Regions from separate parts of the Homo sapiens genome. Here region 2 is linked to region 1. A link is an interaction called in ENCODE POLR2A ChIA-PET data of the cell type or tissue named here. Cell type or tissue: PC-9. All regions are shown on one strand. Links, peaks and the distances in the headings refer to the core of each region. The heading gives the core; the rest is flanking DNA.

Region 1 (7,239 bases), core at 862-5,861:
CAACACTATAAGATTTTCCACAGAAATATGTTATTCACCGTGAAGCACAATGGGAAGGCTCCATTAGCACTTTAGATGGTATCATAACTTTGGAAAAACCATTTCACCATGCGAGTATTTACAAAAACTGAAGCTGTCCCTGTCAGGTTTTGACAGAGCTTAGCTATATAGGTAGTAAGTGACGCAGTGCCAAAACCAGTCTTAAATTACCTATGTTGTCAATATGCAGATTTTCTCTATTTAGTATTTAAGCTATGAATTTACCAATCTGAGTAACTTGAAATGCAGTATCATAAAAAGAATCAGATCTACCAAACTGAAAATGTGTGCGTATCTAAAGTAGTTTCTTTTCTTGATTTTGGTTAAGTTAACAGGAGTATCTTCACATCTGTAATTTCTGGTAACTTAATGAGAACACACTGAACTTTTGGGTCACAATAAATTTTCCCATTATGTAAAATATTTTACACACCGGTTGACTCATTGTGAATTGTGAGTCGACATGATTCTCTTCCTGCGGAAAACAGAAACACATGCTGGCCGGGCGCTGTGGCTTATGCCTGTAATCCCAGCACTTTGGGAGGTGAAGGCGGGTGGATCACCTGAGGTCAGGAGTTCGAGACCCAGCCTGACCAACATGGAGAAACCCTGTCTCTACTAAAAATACAAAATTAGCCGGGCATGGTGGCACATGCCTGTAATTCCAGCTACTGGGGAGGCTGAGGCAGGAGAGTTGCTTGAACCCGGGAGGCAGAGGTTGCGGTGAGCCGAGATCACGCCATTGCACTCCAGCCTAGGCAACAAGAGTGAAACTCCATCTCAAAAAAAAAAAAAAGAAACACATGTTATTGTAATGATGATTTGAGCCAATTACAGGATTGTGCTTATGTTACCACATTGACTAGGTGCTTTCTGTGAGTTGGGTTGTTGAAGAGTTTGAGGTAGACAGATGGCAGTGGGTGGGAATGAGCGGGGAGCTTTTGTTAGGTTTAGGGAATGTGGTCTTTCCACCATCATTTAGTTGTTTATTTTATGCATAGGCTTATTTTCGTTCTTGTGAGCATTATGTTGAGTTAATGTGTTTTCTTTGACCTCAAACCTTCTGAAATGTTTCTGGGTCTTAAAGATTCAGGTATTATTTATTTCATAGTAGACAGAATCAAGTAAATGAATACTTTCTTGGGGGAGAGTGTTGATAAGTTCCATAGCGACACCTCTCCCTCATGATTAAAAGTGCTACATTTGCACAAATATGTGACTTATATTTTATATTAAAATTAAGATCAACTTTTTTCTTGAGAAGTTGTTGAACTTTTAGATTTGGGAGAGGGGGAGTTCTCACAGGAATTATGAATTGTTTTGACTAGTGAGAAGCTTATTTAACATTTTTGGAAGGAGTACCCCAAAAGTAATGCATCTTTTGGCATAGTGGAAACTTGCAGTAACGTTTTCTTGTTGTTTTTTAATTGATTGGGTGACCTGCATCTCATTAAGTGGTGTCTATTGGATGTTTGGCCTTTGGCTTGATTGTGTCCGCTTTTAAAAAATAACTTTATTGAAATCGTCACATTCCATACAATTACCTATTTAAAGTGTCCATGTCTGTGGTTTTTAGTATATTCACAGAGTTGTGCAGCCATTGCCTACTTTGGACATTCTATGGAAATGCGGTTGACAGGATGTGTTTTCTGTGTGCAGTCTCTGTCACTAAGCACCATATTTTCATTCATATTGTGCATGTATGCATCGGTTGTTCCTTGTTAATGTCGAATATTATTCCATTGTGTGGATGTTCCACATTTTATGTATTTGTTAGTCCATTGATAGACGTTTGGGTTGTTTCTACTTTTTGGCTGTTGTGTGATAGCGCTGCTGTGAACATTCATGTACAGGTTTTTGTGTGGACATGTCATTTCTCTTGGGAATATACCTAGGTTGTTTGTATCTGCTTTTGCTGCTTCTTTTACCTACAGTTCAGATTCCCATTTATGTTTGTACAGACAGTTTGCTACTTGTGACTGGGGCTTGTTTGACCTTTGTTGCTGACCTAGCGACTTCTTGTGTCATGTTTAAAGCCCCTGAGACCCTCTGTTGCCTAGAGAAACAGGCAGAATTGCAGTCTCTTTCCTTCCTAAGACCAGATCACATCTGGTGGTCATGAAATGGTCTTATCCTGTATAGATTTTTGGTAAATAAGTATGTATCTAAGCCAAATAAATTTTGTGTGTATTTTATATTATTTTTCTTCTCTCTGCTTCCTCTTGGGGACATCCTTTGTTCTGTGGCCCCAGTGGCACCTAGAGTGAATATGAATGATTTGTCTATGTTTTCCCTTCAGGCGGAATGCCGATTACTTGGATTTTTTCTTGTTAATTTTGGTGACTGAGTTGCCTGTTTTTGAAGTGAAAAATACCTGCAGATAGTAGGGTTGCCCTTTAGCATTTTAAGTGTCTAAATGAGACCTATTGGGATGTTTCCATAGTTTGCATCAAATTCATGTAAATGCGCGTTAATGATGTTAGCTAGTCTGCCTGAGCTAAATTACTAATTTCATTACTACTATTTAATAAAGGGGCAGGATTTGCCATGGTCATTCTAGTTAATGGTAAGAGCCCTGTAGGTCTCTCATCATATATCTAAGCTGAATTAAGGTTGAAAATATTACTGAGTGCCTTGTGGCTCTATTTGGTAACAGTCATGCCTTACATTTTGAGACAGCTAATCCTTTTACACACCAGGTGACTCATGTGAATTGTGAGTAGACACGATTCTCTTCCTGCAGAAAGAGAATGCATTCAGTCAGTTGAAAATCAACATCATGTGGTTTGTAGGATAGGTCTTACTCCTTTCTTAGACAAGGAATCTGGGATCCAGAAGGAGTGAGCGGTTGGTTAGGAGGAGTCAGTGCCAGAGGGAGGCAGCATGCCCTTTCTGCTCTGCCCACGCTGTGAGGACACCGGGCCGTGCCTTCGCCAGGAGGAGGTCATGCCAAGTCCAAAGCGTCAGGCCGCTCAGAGCCAAGCAGCTTTGCTGGAGCACCCACTGGTGCACTTGGAAAGTGATTTCTCCTGTTAAAGCCTCGCTGCCACCTCAACTGTAAACTGGAGACAGTAGGAAGCCACCTTCACAGGCCTGCGGGGACCTGGCACCCGTGCACCAAACCTTGCTGCCCTTAATCAGATGGTCGAATTGAGAGGCAGTTGGAAGGGTCCTGTGGTGTGCTCCTTCTGGGACCTTCTGCCACCCCTTGGAGGCAGGTTGCGCCCCTGCCCGTCTCTTCCCACCAGTGGACACTCCCTTCAGCCCTGGGCCAGCTGTGGGGCCCTCCTCTGTAGGCGCTGGCTGTTCCAGGAGGCACAAGAGTGTTGGTGTGGGACCTTCCCACTGCTCGAGATCCCCCACGGAGAGCCCACTCAGGCTACGCTTGGGCTTCTGGCCGTGTGGGTCAGCGTCACAGGACGGACAGATCAATGGGGGAAGAGTCATCCTGCAGCGCTGCCACCACTGGAGGCTGGTGAGAGTGGCGCTGCCACAGAGAACAAGCCTTGATCCCTGACTTGAAAGTCAGAGTTCTTCTGGAACTTCTGTGGGGAGTGCCCAGAGTGGCACCTAAATACGTCTAGAAGCGCTTGATGAAAGTTCCTCTGAGGCTTTTAAACTGCTTGAGTGAGTCTCTCTGAAGCACGGTGATGGCAAAAGGAAACCACCTCACGCTACCTCTTTGTGCCTTCTCTTCTCTCCTCATCTCCTGTAGGCCGTAGGTGTTCCCTGTCAGGAATTTACGCGGAGGCATGTCTGCTGTGGCCAAATGTGTTCATTCATTCATATCTCACAGTAAGAGGGAAGGATGGGGGAGGAAGACTGCTGTATTTCCTTAAAAGTTTTTCTGTAACTCGAATCCCTCCCACCCCCGTGAGGTAACAACGTCTTTTCCAGTTGGTGTCAGTGAACTCTGTTTTGGGTATCTACAAAAGCAGAAGGGGAGGTTAGGATGTGGCTGGAGGAGGCTGGTTCCTGGGTGTAAATCCTGGCTCTTCTGCTTGAACTGACTGTGCCTCAGCATCCTCGTCTGTCTGGTGGAGCCGCCTCACAGAGGAACAAGTGAGTTGTGCGTGTGGAGCAGGTGGCTGACATGTGGTGAGTCCTCCAGGAATGTGGCAGCAGAAGGAACACGTTGAGCACCGCAGATACCACCCTGACCGCCACTGCAGGGCTTCTGTGCGGGGGCAGCTGCAGAGCCGCCGCTTCAGGACAGCATGGGAGCTGCTGGAGGTCGGGGGAGCTCAGGGAAAGGGCCTTGCTGCCAGGGGTGGGAAGGGAGTCAGTGAAGACGTCCTGGAGGAGAAGATTCCAGAGCCTGAGATGTGAAGTAGGTTAGGTAGCCAGAGACAAGGCAAAGAAGGGCCATTTTCATCAGAGAACAGCATAACATTGGCAGAGGTCTGACATGTCATTTCCTGTTACTAGAATTGGGGAGTGACCAGTAGATTCTTTAATTTGTTTATTCATTCGTGCAGTCCTTCACCTCACACCTGTTCAGGGTCCGGCTGGGCTCTGGACATAGGGTGGAAGAAAACCATCTGAGCAGAGGCCGCGTGGACTGTCACCTCTGTCAGGGGTGCCAGGGCTGCCAAAGGACAGCTGTTACTTATGGGTGGCGGCGTGGTGAGGTCGCACAACACAGAGCTGCCCTGCTGTGTCCATGCCCTGGTGCCTCCCCGTGGTCACCATGTGCCTTGGGCAAATGGAGGCCTCAGGTCCCAGACATAGGCTCTGTCAGTGGTGGTGGCGGTGGCTGTACCTGCTCCGGGCTGCTGTGAGGGAGGGACGGGCTCCGGCCACAGGCGTGCAAGGTCCCCTTGCAGAGGACCTCCCGCACCTGCTGAGGAATGTGTACAGCCATCTGGAGGGTGTTCTCCCCCTGGCCCTCCCTGTAGTCCAGCTGAGTCCACGTCCTTCAGCCCCTTTTCAATGTTCCTTTCTCACAGAACCTTGTCCTGGAGGTGCACTCGGGCCCGGGTTCTTCCTCCTGTGCGGTGCCAAGCCCTCCTCCACCACGCATGATGGTGTGTTTTCCATGACTCTTCCTCCTAGAGCACCGGTGCCCGCCCTGACGGCGGTTCCCCACAGTCAGATTGAGTATCCCTTATCTGAAATGCTTGGGACTAGAAGTGTTTCAGATTCTGATCTTTTCGGATTTTGGCATATTTGAATATGCATAATTGGATATCTTGGGGATGAGACTTAAGTGTAAACACAAAATTCTTTTCATATACACCTTATACACATAGCCTGAAGGTAATTTTATGCAATATTCTTAAATATTTTGTGCATGAAACAGAGTTTTGACTGTGACCCGTCACGTGAGGTCAGTTGGGGAATTTTCCTCTTGTGGTGGTATGTTGGTACTCAGAAAGTTTCGGATTTTGGAGCAGTTTGGATTTTTGGATTAGGGATGCTCCATTTGAATATTCTTTTTATATACAGCACATGGTCAGTGCTCACTAAACTTAGTATTGCATGAATGAATGAAAACCAAAGGTCATTTACTAAGCGTGCTACTATTTCAGAAGCCTCTTTTTCCTGATTTGGTTCTATGGTCAGTGGTTTAATATTTCAAGTGCTCTGACCACGTAATGGTTGTTACCACACTGTGAAGGTGGCTGGGTGTTCAGTGATTGCTGCCCACAGAGGACCTGGAAGTGCTTGCTGTACTTGGTTTTCTGGAATGGAAATCATGGCTCATTCCCAGGAGCCCCTCAGCAGGGGCTTTGAGTCTGGTGCTAAGCAGCAGATGTGCAGATTCCCGCAGGGCGTACCTGAGCCCGGAGAGGGGGCGTCGTAGCGCACAGCGCACTCGTTTCCGCATTCCCACCCCGCACGGCCAGTTGTCACAGCCATCCTCCAGTAAAAAACACAAACCAGTCAACCTCTAGGAGACAGGTAGGAAATCTAGAAGAAGCCTCAGGTGTTCACAGCATTTTTTAAAGATTCTTTAAAAATCTTCGTGATTGGAAAGACTGCTTCCTGTGCCAGAGAGTCTCTCTCCAGCGCTTTTGCTTCTGAGGTTGGTAGCTTTCAGAAAGACTGCAATGCAGCGGTTACCAAAGTCCTTGTTAATATGGAAACAACTCGTGGTGAAGCCTTTTGCTCCCCTTCACAACTGCTGACTGTTGCCTGCAGTCGGAAGGAGGAGATAATGAAGGTAATACTCCTCCGGACCTGGCAGTTTAGTGATTAGAACGTACGCGATTCTGTGAATGCTGTGGCTGGCACAGCATGTCCTGCAGCAGCTCTGTCAACTTACTGATGCAGTGGGCTTCCTGGGAACGTGAAGCTGAAGATGTCTTTGCAGTTTGTGCACGATAATTTTGTTTTCATCTCTGTGTTCAGATGGTGGATTATAAGAAGGTAAGGGACTTTACAGATCATGCATATATGTATTTTAAATGTTTATGAATATCCCTAATCAAGGTAAAGAATTATGATTGAATAGACCTCTTTTGAACCTAAGAAATAAAACTTTATTTCTTGTTAATGACCCTTTTGACGTTTGAAGACTTATCTTATTTAGTCTTGACAAATGCCCTATATAAGTGAATTATTGAAGATGTTCTTTGAAGAGATCTGCTTTTTCTTTGATTTGCTAAACGTAGTTGGTTTCAGAGGTGTAGATACGCATAGAATATATTCATTTCTTTAACTTAAGCAATGACAGTTACATTAATCTGGATGGAACTTTTCGTCTTAAAAAATCTCAGCCACTGGCTGTAGATGATGAATTCTAATCTCCTTAGTTCTTATTTTGCCTTTAGAAGAGCATTTTCAGATGTGTGGAGCTCTGTGTTTATCCGTGGGGTGAGCTGGGTGCTACCTCCAGCTGCTGCTCTTCGTTTATCTTAGAGGGAGGCCAAGAGTCAGAGCGGAGATTTATTTTGCAATGAATTAGTGGCCCCAAACGGTATTAAATGCATTATGGGTGGTAATTTATATGTCCAATGCCAAGAAATATAATGTTGGGGTTACCATGGCAACTGCTTGCATTCTGAAAAGCTTGTGAATGGGTTCTGAACCTTCTGGCATTGGAAGTGAGCTTTTCCAGCTGAGGGCCTGCATTCGTGATTAGTGTAAATAAATTCAGCTTTCCATATGAAGCACATCCTTTCTCTTTGTTTACCAGAGTAGTCCATTGAGCTCAGTTCTTTCTCTGGTGATGTCTGCCTTGGTCTCTTGGTTCCT
Region 2 (7,239 bases), core at 1,108-6,107, 290 kb before region 1:
CCTGCCTCAGCCTCCCGAGTAGCTGGGACTACAGGCGCCTGCCACTACGCCTGGCTAATTTTTTTGTATTTTTAGTAGAGACTGGATTTCACCATGTTAGCCAGGATGGTCTCCATCTCCTGACCTCATGATCCACCCGCCTCGGCCTCCCAAAGTGCTGGGATTACAGGCGTGAGCCACCGCGCCCGGCCTAGTTTTCTTTTTTAAGACGGAGTCTCACTCTGTCGCCGAGGCTTCACTGCAACCTCCGTCTCCCAGGTTCAAAGGTTTCTCCTGCCTCAGCCTCCCAAGTAGCTGGGATTATAGGCGCCCACCACCATGCCTGGCTAATTTTTGTATTTTTAGTAGAGACGGGGTTTTGCCATGTTGGCCAGGCTGGTCTTGAACTCCTGACCTCAGGTGATCCACCCGCCTCAGCCTCCCAAAGTGCTGGGATTACAGGCATGAGCCACTGCACTGGGCCACATGAATAGTTTTCATTTCTGAGATCACTTCGTGTTCAAAATGGTTGCTGAAACTCCTGCCATTTTATCTGCATTCCCAGAAGTGAGAAGGGAGTAGAGTGTGCCTTTCCCTTTAAGAACTCTTTATGAAGTCAAACACACTCCTTACATTGAGGCCAAAAATTAGTCACATGGCCACACCTATGTGTAAGGGAGGCTGGGAAATGTCTTAATTCCAGGCAGCAAATGCCCTGATAAAATATCAGCTTCTAATCCCTTGGATCTCTGTGGGAGGTGGAGGTGGGGAGTGGAAGTGGAGGACCGTGAGCAATAGCTGATGTAATCACTGAGAAGCTGTGTGTCCTTGGGCAAATCCCTTCACCTCTCTGAGCTCCTGCCTGTCTTTGAAATGAGGATGTAGAAAGATCATCTCCAAGGACACTCCCTGCCTTGACATTTTGAGACTCTGGCGCAGGGAGCCCAGGGTGGTCAAAGACAAGAACAGAAGCTGCTTGGGTTTAAAAGTTGCCTGGCCAGGCACGGTGGCTAACGCCTGTAATCCCAGCACTTTAGGAGGCCGAGGCGAGTGAATCTCCAGGTCAGGAGTTCGAGAGCAGCCTGGCCAACACGGTGAAACCCCGTCTCTACTAAAAATACAAAAAAATTACCTGGGCATAATGACAGGCACATGTAATCCCAGCAACTTGGGAGGCTGAGGCAGGAGAATCGCTTGAACCCAGGAGGCGGAGGTTGCAGTGAGCCAAGATCGCGCCACTGCACTCCAGCCCTGGCGACAGAGTGAGACTCCGTCTCAAAAAAAAAAAAAAAAAAATGTTGCCTGTTCTGGGCTGGGCGCGGTGGCTCATGCCTATAATCCCAACAATTTGGGAGGCTGAGGCAGGCAGATCACAAGGTCAGGAGTTCAAGACGAGCCTGGCCAACATGGAGAAATCATGCCTCTGCTAAAAATACAAAAAATTAGCCGGGCATGGTGGCAGGCACCTGTAATCCCAGCTACTCGGGAGGCTGAGGCAGGAGAATCTCTTGAACCCAAGAGACAGAGGTTGCAGTGAGCCCAGACTGTGCCACTGCACTCCAGACTGGGCAACAGAGCAAGACTCCATCTCAAAAAAAAAAAGAATGGCTAAGGCAGAGCAGGTCCGAAGGCAGCTAGTTGCCCTTTTGTTTGTTTGTTTCTAAGATGGAGTCTCCCTCTGTTTCCCAGGCTGGAGTGCAGTGGCATGATCTTGGCTCCCTGCAACCTCTGCCTGCTGTATTCAAGCGATTCTCCTGCCTCAGCCTCCAGAGCAGTTGGGATTACAGGCATGAGCCACCACGCCTGGCTAACTTTTTGTATTTTTAGTAGAGACGGGGTTTCCCCATGTTGGCCTGTCTGGTCTAGAACTCCTGACCTCAGATGATCTCCCTGCCTTGGCCTCCCAAAGTGCTGGGATTACAGGCCTAAGCCACCATGCCTGGCCAAGCTTGCCCATTTTTATGGTTATTTCTTGATTACATGCTAAATAGAGGGTGTATTATTCATGCCTCCCCATTTTAGACCATATAGGGTAACTTCCTGACGTTGCCATGGCATTTGTAAACTTTCATGGTGCTGGTGGGAGTGTAGCAGTGAGGACGCCCTGAGGTCACTCTTAATCGCCATCTTGGTTTTGGTGGGTGTTGGCCAGCTTCTTTACTGCAGCCTGTTTCATCAGCAAAGTCTTTGTGACCTGTATCTTGTGCCGACCTCCTATCTCATCCTGTGACTTAGAATGTCTTAACCTCCTGGGATTGCAGCCCAGTAGGTCTCAGCTTCATTTTACTCAGCCCCTGCTCAAGATGGAGTTGCTCTGGTTCACACAACTCAACACTTTGGGAGACTGAGATGGGAGGATCCCTTCAGCACAGGAGTTCAAGACCAGCCTGGGCAACATGGCGATACTCCCTCTCTGCAAAAAATATATGTAAATTGCCGGGCACGGTGGCCTGTAATCCCAGCACTTTGGGAGGCCACGGCGGGAGGATCACGAGGTCAGGAGATCGAGACCACCTTGGCTAACACGGTGAAACCCCGTCTCTACTAAAAATACAAAAACTCAGCCCGGCGTGGTGGCGGGCACCTGTAGTCCCAGCTACTCGGGAGGCTGAGGCAGGAGAATAGCGTGAACCCAGGAGGCAGAGCTTGTGGTGAGCTGAGATCGCGCCACTGCACTCCAGCCTGGGTGACAGAGCGAGACTCTGTCTCAAAAAAAAAAAAAAAAAAGATGTATATTTACTTATTTACAAAAACCGGGCCAGGCTGGGCGCGGTGGCTCACACCTGTAATCCCAGCACTTTGGGAGGCCAAGACGGGTAGATCACAAGGTCAGCAGATCGAGACCATCCTGGCTAACACAGTGAAACCCCGTCTCTACTAATAATACAAAAAAAAAATTCGCCAGATGTGGTGGCGGACACCTGTAGTCCCAGCTACTCGGGAGACTGAGGCAAGAGAATGGCATGAACCCAGGAGGCAGATCTCGCAGTGAGCCAAGATCGCGCCACTGCGCTCCAGCCTGGGCGACAGAGTGAGACTCAGTCTCAAAAACAAAAGCAAACAAACAAAAAAACTGGGCCAGACGCGGTGGCTTAGCCTGTAATCCCAGCACTTTGTGAGGCTGAGGTGGGCCCACCTGAGGTCGGGAGTTCGAGACCAGCCTGCCCAACATGGTGAAACCCCATATCTACTAAAAATACAAAAATTAGCTGGGCATGGTGGCAGGTGCCTGTAATCCCAGCTATTATTGAGGCTGAGGCAGGAGAATCACTTGAACCGGGAGGTGGAGGTTGCAGTGAGCCGAGATGGCACCACTGCACTCCATCCTGGGCAACAGAGACTGTATCTCAGAGAAAAAAAAAAGGGGGGGGGCAGGTGTTTTGTCTCACGCCTGTAATCCCAGCACTTCGGGAAGCCGAGGCGGGCAGATCACAAGGTCAGGAGTTCGAGACCAGCCTGGGCGACATGGTGAAACCCCCGTGTCTACTAAAAATACAAAAATTAGCCAGGCGTGGTGGCGCATGCCTGTAATCCCAGCTACTCGGGAGGCTGAGGCAGGAGAATCATTTGAACCCAGGAGGCAGAGGTTGCGGTGAGCTGAGATTGCGCCACTGCACTCCAGCCTGGGTGACAGAACAAGACTCTGTCTCAAACAAACAAACAAAAAACGATCTGTCCTCTGGTGACACGGGAGCCTGGATGCCTTGCTGGAGTGGATAGTCTGTGGCTCGGGGGAGACTCTCTAGGAGCCCCCAGGCCACCCTGTTCCTTCCTGCAAGGCTACTTGCTGCCCTGACCCCTCTGAGGGGCAGGCAGGGAGGGGAGAGGCACTGGGGAAACTGCAGGGGGATGTGGTTGTGATCCAGGCCTGTGGAGGGAGTGCTGGGGAAGGGGAGACTTCAGCAAGGGCAGATGAAGCCTTGTTTTTTCCTTTTTTCTTTCTTTCTTTTTTTTTTTTTTTTTTTTTGCGATGGAGTCTCGCCCTGTTGCCCAGGCTGGAGTGCAGTGGCGTGATCTCAGTTCACTGCAAGCTCTGCCTCCCGGGTTCATGCCCTTCTCCTGCCTCAGCTTCCCAAGTAGCTGGGACTACAGGCGCCCACCATCACGCCCGGCTAATTTTTTGTATTTTTAGTAGAGACGGGGTTTCACCCTGTTAGCCAGGATGGTCTCGATCTCCTGACCTCGTGATCCACCTGCCTCGGCCTCCCAAAGTGCTGGGATTACAGGCGTGAGCCACTGCTCCCAGCCAGATGAAGCATTGTGACTCTAGGGCATGTAAATTCCCTGGCAGCCAGGCCCTGGGAGCACCCCTCCCCTCCTGTGCCCTTGACACCTACCTCAGTGAGGCAGCCCCAGCAGCCGGGCAGTGGGCGGCAGAGAAGGGTGTCCTGGGACAGAGGTTTTCCTAGTCTTTCTTCAGAATGGAGGAAGCCCCTGGGGTGCCTGGACTTCCTGTAGGACCCAGGGAAGAAAGATGGCCATTCTCCCTGTCGCGTGATGGGGGCTCCAGCTGTTTTACACAAGAAGACATATAACTTTCATGGTTAAGAGCAGGGGTTCTGGGCCTGATGGCTTGGGTTCGAATCCCGGCTCCTATGCATGCCAGCTGTGTTACATACTTCTAGACAAATTACATAACTTCTCTGTGCCTCACTTTCCTCCACTGCAAAACGAGGAGTCCTGAGCAGGTGAGATCCCCTGACAGCTCTCGGGACAGCTGGAGTGCTCAGTGAAAGCTCTTCGTGCAATCACTGCGGAGGGTGACCAGGGACATCGATAGGACGCTGGAGGGATTACCCTATGTCCCCCGACCCGCCCGACTACAACAGCCTTGCAGATAAGCCACGAGCCTGCCTGCTCCTCCTCGTGAGTTGGAGACAGGAGAGGGAGCAGAGTTCAGGGGCTTGTTTCTTTCTTTCTTTTTTTTTTGAGATGGAGTTTCGATTCTGTTGCCCAGGCTGGAGTGCAGTGGCGCAATCTCGGCTCACTGCAACCTCTGCCTCCCAGGTTCAAGTGATTCTCCTGCCTCAGCCTCCTGAGTAGCTGGGATTACAGGCCTGCGCCACCATGCCTGGCTAATTTTTGTATTTTTAGTAGAGACAGGGGTTTCACCATGTCGCCCAGGCTGGTCTCGAACTCCTGACCTTGTGATCTGCCCGCCTTGGCCTCCCAAAGTGCTGGGATTACAGGCGTGAGCCACGGTGCCTGGCCAGGACCCTCCATTTCTTTTTTTTTTTTTTTTTTTTTTTTTTGAGATGGAGTCTCGCTCTGTCACCCAGGCTGGAGTGCAGTGGTGCGATCTCAGCTCACTGCAAGCTCCGCCTCCCGGGTTCATGCCATTCTCCTGCCTCAGCCTCTCGAGTAGCTAGGACTACAGTCGCCTGCCACCACACCTGGCTAATTTTCTGTATTTTTAGTAGAGACTGGGTTTCACCGTATTAGCCAGGATGTTCTTGATTTCCTGATCGCGTGATCCTCCCGCCTCGGCCTCCCAAAGTGCTGGGATTACAGGTGTGAGCCACTGCGCCCGGCTGGACCCTCCATTTCTAATAAGCTCCTGGGAGAGTCCTCCCTGGTGCTCTGAGGGTGACTGACCGGCAAGGCACTTCTGGGGCCCCTAAGCCCTCCAACCTCAGCTGCTGTGGAGAGCTGACCCCCAGGGGAGTACGTCAGGGTGCTGGGTGGGGCACCAGTTTCAAGGATGCCCAACACAGCCCTCCCCTTGGGGCTGCAAGGCCCTGGGACCAGCGGCCCAGCCCTGTCCCCAGGCAGGTCCTCAGACCTAGGACCACAGGGGGGTCTGGGGCCCAGGCCAAGGGCAAACCTGCTGGGATCTGAGCCCCTCTTGGTGGCTTCCTGGTGTGTGCACATCCTTCCCCAGGCAGGAGAGGAAGCAGGGCCAGCTCCTTCTCCTCCCAGGGCAAGACCTGAAGTCTCTGTTTGTGTGTCTGTCAGACTTGCTGTGAGGGCCACAGTGTCTCCACTGAGGCCTTATCCAGCCTCCAGGAGGTCCCATTTTTCAGGGAAAGGGCCTGCTGCTGAAGGCTGTCACTCATCTGACTTCAAATCCCAGCTCTGCCACTTCCAGGCTGTGTGACTCCAGGCAAGTTGCTTAACCTCTCTGTGCCCACTACTTCTGTAAATGGGGATATCATGGGATTCTCGTGAGCTGTGAATAGCATCTGTTGATGTGTTTGTTTCTGTGCATTCAGACTTTCCCTCTTTCCTCAGGCACTTGCCGGGCAGCCTTCTGTGCCACATCCCTGACCCTGCCCCAGGGCACACCAGCTTCAGTGACAGGGATGGCTGGTGAACAGGAGGCCCAGGCCTGCTGCTCTGGCCGATGTAAATCCAAGGAGCTGTGATGACGCGGGAGAGGGGCGGTTTGGGAAAAAATGTGTGAAGGATGCCCCCGTGGGAGCAGGAGCCCCACTGGCAGGGGCAGGCCGGGGGTAACTCAGCCACAGGGAAGGGGCCCAGCCGGGGCTGGAGGGAGGGCCACCTGCAGAAATGAGCTGTGGGGGGGCGAGAAGGGCAGGCAGCTGGGGCTGAGGAAGACCAGCCCCCAAGACACCCATGGAGAAACTGAGGCAGAATCTGTACTTGGAGCCAGCCACCGCTCTCCACTGGCCCACACTGCTGTGATCCTTCCCACGCTGCGCGGCTGGCTGGAACCCAAACCCCCCACAGCGGGCCTGGCCTTCAGAGCTGGTTCCAGATGTTTAAATACCCAGCCTTCACCTCCCGTCACAGACACTTCCACTGGAAGGTGTTGGTGCCACATCCCCAGTGCTGCCAGGCTAATATGGGGTGGGGGCCTTGCAGCCCCAAGGGGAGGGCTGTGTTGAGCGTTCTGGACACTGGTGCCCCACCCAGCACCCAGCAGGGGCACTCTGCGCTGTGCTGCCCCTCCCCAGCTGCCTGGGCCACCAGTTCAGGAGAGCTCACCCCTTTGCAACCTTTCCCAACTCAATGCCACGCCAGGAAGTCAGGAGGGGGATGACCCTGCCACACTCTGCCCCCCAGCTCCCTTCCCACCATGCCCCGGGACCAAGACAGGAGGGCCAGCTGGGCCCAGGGCACTTCGCCAGTATCATCGGGTCCTCACCACAGCCCTCAAGGGGGTGTTCCTGTTCCACACACAGAAGACTGAGGCCCAGGGATGGGACTGGGTCGTGTGAAACGCCAGGCCATGCCCGGCCCCGCAGAGTCCTGCGTAGCTGCCCGGCCGGCCCAGGGCTCAGATCCCCTCCTCCAGGC

Evidence for each region. ChIA-PET counts read pairs that join two places held together with the same protein. Peaks named below come from ENCODE experiments on the same cell type or tissue, not always from the same donor. Only the 100,000 strongest peaks of a DNase experiment are listed, where the experiment ranks them.
Region 2: POLR2A ChIA-PET joins it to region 1 with 5 read pairs; 2 of 35 experiments call an interaction of 5 or more read pairs at or near these places.

What each region holds. Positions count from the first base shown.
Region 1 is chr14:102,822,186-102,829,424 of GRCh38, forward strand. All of the region lies in intron 1 of TRAF3 (TNF receptor associated factor 3), which reads left to right. Among named protein-coding and RNA genes, the nearest start is that of TRAF3, 48 kb to the left of the region's middle. RefSeq lists an enhancer at 5,881-6,380. In PC-9, for the core only: no CTCF peak of the experiment used is centred there; DNase peaks (open chromatin) are centred at 2,776 and 5,296; H3K27ac peaks cover 563 bases.
Region 2 is chr14:102,531,730-102,538,968 of GRCh38, forward strand. No RefSeq gene overlaps it. Among named protein-coding and RNA genes, the nearest start is that of MIR4309, 4.3 kb to the right of the region's middle. In PC-9, for the core only: no CTCF peak of the experiment used is centred there; no DNase peak of the experiment used is centred there; H3K27ac peaks cover 182 bases.